Regions from separate parts of the Homo sapiens genome. Here region 2 is linked to region 1. Evidence: chromatin loops called from intact Hi-C (ENCODE). Cell type or tissue: mucosa of descending colon. All regions are shown on one strand. Each heading gives the region's core, and the rest is flanking DNA. Links, peaks and the distances in the headings are about the cores only. Region 1 holds the start of ABHD16B (abhydrolase domain containing 16B). Region 2 overlaps STMN3 (stathmin 3).

What was found. Peaks named below come from ENCODE experiments on the same cell type or tissue, not always from the same donor. Only the 100,000 strongest peaks of a DNase experiment are listed, where the experiment ranks them.
Region 2: a loop joins it to region 1, with 7 times the contacts of the local background. A loop is called at or near these places in 15 of 110 quality-filtered maps.

The regions. Positions count from the first base shown.
Region 1 is chr20:63,859,437-63,862,346 of GRCh38, reverse strand. ABHD16B (abhydrolase domain containing 16B) reads right to left here and starts at 849. Exons shown (of 1, transcript NM_080622.4): 1 at 1-849. The coding sequence starts at 806. It overlaps ABHD16B-AS1 (ABHD16B antisense RNA 1), which reads left to right. Exons shown (of 2, transcript NR_165314.1): 2 at 1-1,132. In mucosa of descending colon, for the core only: no CTCF peak of the experiment used is centred there; DNase peaks (open chromatin) are centred at 317, 907 and 1,594.
Region 2 is chr20:63,645,887-63,648,796 of GRCh38, reverse strand. The region is part of intron 1 of STMN3 (stathmin 3); the gene reads left to right. Among named protein-coding and RNA genes, the nearest start is that of STMN3, 6.1 kb to the left of the region's middle. RefSeq lists a silencer at 267-561. In mucosa of descending colon, for the core only: no CTCF peak of the experiment used is centred there; no DNase peak of the experiment used is centred there.

The sequences.
Region 1 (2,910 bases), core at 127-2,626:
TCCAGCACCAGTGCACCCAGCTCCGGGTAGGTCATGGTGGCCCAGGTGGCCGTGAAGCCGCCAACAGACCAGCCGTAGACCACCAGGTGCGCGGGCGGGAAGTGCAGGCGGTGCAGTGCGTACTCGACCACCACGTCCATGGCGTTGGCGTCGTGCTGAGGGAAGGGCACGCCAGTGCTGCTGCCGAAGCCGGGGTGGTTCCAGCCCAGCACGGAGTAGCCGGCCTCGAGCGGTGCAGACAGACAGCCCATCTCGTAGAAGCCCGCGTTGCCTTCGCAGCAGATGACGAGGCGCGGCCCGTGCACGTGGCTGCCCGGGTGCTGGCGGCGGTCCATGAACATAGTGTCGATCTCGTTGCCGTCACAGGCCACCAGCTTGGCGCGCCGGCCGTGGTAGCGCTCCACGAGGCGCTCTTGGCCCTGCTGCAGCAGCGGCAGCAGCGCGCGCGTCATCAGGGACACGGAGCCGGGGTACACGAGCCAGCGGCCCAGCGAGTGGGCCAGCGCGTAGCTAGCGAGCTGGCCGGGCAGCTCGCGGAGCTGCTGCAAGAGGCACTGCGCCTGGCTGCGCGCCCCACGTGGAGGCCGCCCCAGCGCATCCCCGCCCAGCGTCTCGTCCCGCAGCAACCACACGCCCGCCGCGGCTGCCGCGCAGGTCAGCGCCCGGTGGCTGCTGCTCCGGCCCACGGCGCGCACGTCATCCCAGCGGAAGGCCACGGGCCAGCCGCGGAATGGGTAGGTGTAGCTGGCGGTCAGGTAGATCTTGAACACGCGCACCAGCGCCTTCACGAAGCAGATGACGCACATGAGCGGTGGCCCTAACGCCCAGCCGCTGGGCCGGGATCGCCGCGAGAGGCACAGGGCAGTCTTAGGGGATACCGGCTCCCGGACAAGCCCTGATGGCCTTTGTGACCTGGCCTTCCAGGGCGGAGGGAAGGCTGCATCCTGTTGCTAGGTGATGGGTGCACAAAGGGTTCCCAGAGATGATGAACCCAAGGTTCTGCCCGTCCCCCGCCTTCGCCAAGACCCCACCAGCTAAACGCTCCCAGGCCCAGCTTTCCCACCCATGATTTGAGCAGCTACTGTCTCCCTCTTTCTTCCTTATTTATTTATTAAATTGAGATGGGGTCTCACTATGCTGCCTAGGCTGGTCTTGAACCCCTGGGCTCAAGCGATCCTCCCGCCTCCACCTCCCACAGTGTTGGGATTACAGGTGTGAGTCCCTGCACCCCGCCTCCACCTCCCACAGTGTTGGGATTACAGGTGTGAGTCCCTGCACCCCGCCTCCCTCTTCCTTAAATTTAAGATGGACAGCCCCACGGGCCAAAAAGGGACAGCAAGGCCTCCTCCGCCTGTACCAGGCTTGCTGTGGGTCCTGCAAGTTTCCCTTCAGGGTCTGCTGGTTTAAACCTCATCTCCCCAGGACGGCCGGGGTCAGAGACAGGGCTGCTGCTGCACCAAAAAGGCGGTATTTGCTCTCGGCCCGGCCCCTCCTCTCCACACCTTCCTTCTTCGGTGCTGACCAGAAACAAGCCCTCTCCTTTTCTGGATCCTCTTTTCACTGGCTGCCAGCAACAGCAGTGACCTTCTGGGGCGGGTCCTGCCTGGCTGGGGTTCCTCTTTCTCGCTCCTGGGTCGAGCCCCCACTCCCAGGCTGCGCCTCCCTCTTTTCTGGAGAGGTATCTTTTCTCCTGCCCTGGAAAGGGCCAGCCCACCTGAGGGCAGGGTCGGAAGCCGCCTGCCAGGAGGAGCCCCAGGGAAGAGGGCAGCTCCAGGTACTCAACAGCTCCCCAGACCAGAAACAAACATGCTACAATCAGGGAGTTTGGCAAATCCAGCCAGAGCCTCTGAGCCCAGGTGCCAGGCCCGCCTGGGACCCCAGCCTTCTGGGGAAGGGGTAGTTTCAGGCTGAAGCACCCCCTCTCTGCTCTCCTGCTCAGCGTCTGGGTTAGAGGCACTGCCTGACCCTAACAGGCCCCGCCCCTAGTTGGGGGAGTCAGCTGCTGCCTTTAGGGGTTGGGGGACAGAAGACAGGGACCAATTAACAAAGGGAGCGATTTGGGGGGCTATTACCCCCATTCTAGGTTGCCAGATAAAATACAGAATAATATGCCAGTTAAATTGGAATTACAAATAAACAAATACTTTTTGGGTATAAGTATGTTCCAACTTCTGCTTGAGACATTATTTTAAAATTGTTTATCTGAAATTCAAATTTAACTGGATATCCTGTTTTTTCTGTTTGTTTGTTTGTTTGTTTTTGAGACGGAGTCTCACTCTTGTCGCCCAGGCTGGAGTGCAATGGTGCAATCTCAGCTCACTGCAACCTCTGCCTCCTGGGTGTTCAAGCAATTCTCCTGCCTCAGCCTCCCAAGTAGCTGGGATTACAGGTGCCCGCCACCATGCCCGGCTAACTTTTTGTACTTTTAGTAGAGATGGGGTTTCACCACGTTGGTCAGGCTGGCCTCTAACTCCTGACCTCAGGTGGATCACCCGCTTTGGCCTCCCAAAGTGCTGGGATTACAGGCAGGAGCCACCGCACCCGGTCTAGATATACCCTGTTTTTAAATTTGTTTTTGTTTTGCTAAATCTGGCAGTCCTACCCCCAGGCACACACACAGTTGAGATCCAGATTTTCCTGGTTATCCAGCTTTGATCTCCGATTGGCTACTGTGCTCATTGGTCAAAGCCTGAGGACAAAGAGGGTGTCTCAGGGTCCACTGGTGCACCTGTCACACCATCCTTTCCACTGGGTCCTGGGCAGCAACAGGAGCCCTGCCCCAGGAGGAAACACACAGGGTACTGCCCCTGCAGCCAAGGGATGGGCAAGGCTTCCCCTGGGGATTGGTGGTTCTGGTCCTGCTCAAGTGTCCACCCCTGACCCTGTGGGGAAAGGAGCCTGGTGGATAGG
Region 2 (2,910 bases), core at 257-2,756, 210 kb after region 1:
GAGCAGCTGTTAATCACATTTTCTGGCCTTTATGGTAAACACATTCCAGTTTTTGTTTTTTGAGACAGAGTCTCGCTGTGTTGCCCAGGCTGGAACGCAGTGGCACAATCTCTGCTCACTACAACTTCCGCCTTCCAGGCTCAAGTGATTCTCCTGCCTCAGCCTCCTGAGTAGCTGGGGCAACAGGCATGTGCCACCACACCCAGCTAATTTTTATATTTTTAGTAGAGATGGGGTTTCACCATGTTGCCTAGGCTGGTCTCAAACTCTTGTTCTCAAGCGATCCTCCTGCCTCAGCCTCCCAAAGTTCTGGGATTACAGGCGTGAGCCACTGCGCCCGGCCACATTCAGAGTTTTGGATGTGTGATAAGGAAGGATGAGCTGAAGGGTAGGGGCCTGGAGTCTGCTGATAGGGAGCTGGTTGCTGGCAGAGTCAGGCCTGGAGGGGCCAAGTCCCTACCTTCTTATCCTCTCAGGACCCAGGTACGTTCTGCCCCAGCCCAAACTCCCTCTTGCTCTCTCCCTCCCCCGTCCTCCTGAGCACAGGGTTGGCCACCTCTTCAGCTCCTCTAAATGTCCCCAATGTCTCCTGACCTGCTGCTGTGGAACACATGGCTGGCACACCCTCTAACTCCCTCATCACATCCTCTTGTTTAACATTAATTTTTAATAGGCTAGGTACTGTGGCTTACACCTATAATCCTAGTGCTTTGGGAGGCTGAGGTGGGAGGGTCTCTTGAGGCCGGGAGTTCAAGATCAGCCTGGACAAGACAGCAAGACCTATCACTACTCTCTCTCTCTCTGTATATATATATGTATATATATATATATATATACATATATATATACACACACACACATATATACGTATATATATTAATATATACACACGTGTATATATACGTATATATATTAATATATACACGTGTATATATACGTATATATATTAATATATACATATATACGTATATATATTATATATACACGTGTATATATACGTATATATATTATATATATACACGTGTATATATGTATATATATTATATATATACACGTGTATATATATGTATATAATATATATACACGTGTATATATATTATATATATACACGTGTATATATACGTATATATATATTATATATATACATGTATATATATATATGTTTGTTTGTGTTTGTTTTTGAGACAGAGTCTCACTCTGTCACCCAGGCTGGAGTGCAGTGGCGTGATCTCAGCTCACTGCAACCTCTGCCTCCTGGGTTCAAGCGATTCTCCCGTCTCAGTCTCCCGAGTAGCTGGGACTACACGTGCCCGCCACCATGCCTGGCTAATTTTTGTTATTTTTAGTAGAGACAGGGTTTCATCATGTTGGTCAGGCTGGTCTCGAACTCCTGACCTCATGATCTGCCCGCCTTGGCCCCTCAAAGTTCTGGGATTACAGGCGTGAGCCACCATGCCCGGCCTCCATACCACTACAAATTTTTTTTTTTTTTTTGAGACGGGAGTCTTGCTCCCAGGCTGGAGTGCAGTAGCTCGATCTTGGCTCACTTCAACCTCCACCTCCCGGGTTCAAGTGATTCTCCTGCCTCAGCCTCCCAAGTAGCTGGAATTAGAGGAGCCCGCCACCACGCCTGGCTGATTTTTATATTTGTAGTAGAGACAGGGTTTCGCCATGTTGGCCAGGTTGGTCTTGAACTCCTGACCTCAGGTGATCTGCCTGCCTCAGCCTCCCAAAGTGCTGGGATTACAGGCATGAGCCACCACGCCCAGCTATTTTTTTCTTTTTTTTAAGCTGGTGTGTAGGCCGGGCGGGCGCGGTGGCTCAAGACCAGCCTGACCAACATAGTGAAACCCTGTCTCTACTAAAAATACAAAAATTAGCCGGGTGTGGTGGCATGTGCGTGTAATCCCTGCTACTTGGGAGGCTGAGGCAGGAGAATCGCTAGAACCCAGGAGGCGGAATTGCAGTGAGCAGAGATAAAAAAAAAAAGAAAACTGGTGTGCTGGCATGCACCTGTAGTCCCAGCTGCTAAGATGGCAGGATCCGTCAAGCCCAGAAGTTCAAGGCTGCAGTGAACCGCACAGCTGCACCCTACACTCCAGCATGGGCAACAGAGCACAGTCCTGTTTCTAAAAAATAAAGTAGGCCAGGCACAGTGGCTCACACCTGTAATCCCAGCACTTTGGGAGGTCGAGGCGGGCGGATCACGAGGTCAGGAGATCGAGACTATCCTGGCTAATATAGTGAAACCCCGTCTCTACTAAAAATACAAAAAATTAGCTGGGTGTGGTGGCGGTGCCTGTGGTCCCAGCTACTCGGGAGGCTGAGGCAGGAGAATGGTGTGAACCCAGGAGGCGGAGCTTGCGGTGAGCCGAGATCGCACCACTGCACTGCAGCCTGGGCAACAGTGCAAGACTCCATCTCAAAAAGAAAAAAAGAAAACTTGACAAGTCAGACCAAAGTCCCCTGTGAGGCTCCCCCACCTGGTCCCCCTCCATCTCCCTCCCTGAAGACAATGACCAAGACAGGTAGCTTTGCCTCGCTTCCCGGCTCAAAGTCTCATTCCTTCCCCCAAAGGCTCTCGCACGGGCCTGCCCACCCTGGGATTCCTTTCTGCTCCTCCTTACACCCTCTTGGGCTCTGTGCTGCTCTGTCCAGAAAAGTGTAGGTCACCAGGAAATTTAAGTCAGGACAGACCATTCTCTGCACTGTCACCAGAAGACCCAGCTCACCATGAAAGGCTTGATTACTTCTGCCTTGTCTGTCTTCCTTTCCTTTCCTTTCTTCTTTTCCTCCCTCCCTCCCTCCTTCCTTTCTTCCTCTCTCTCTTTTTCTTTCTGTTTTGAGACGGAGTCTCACACTGTCACCCAGGCTGGAGTGCGATGGCGCGACCTCGGCTCACTGCAACCT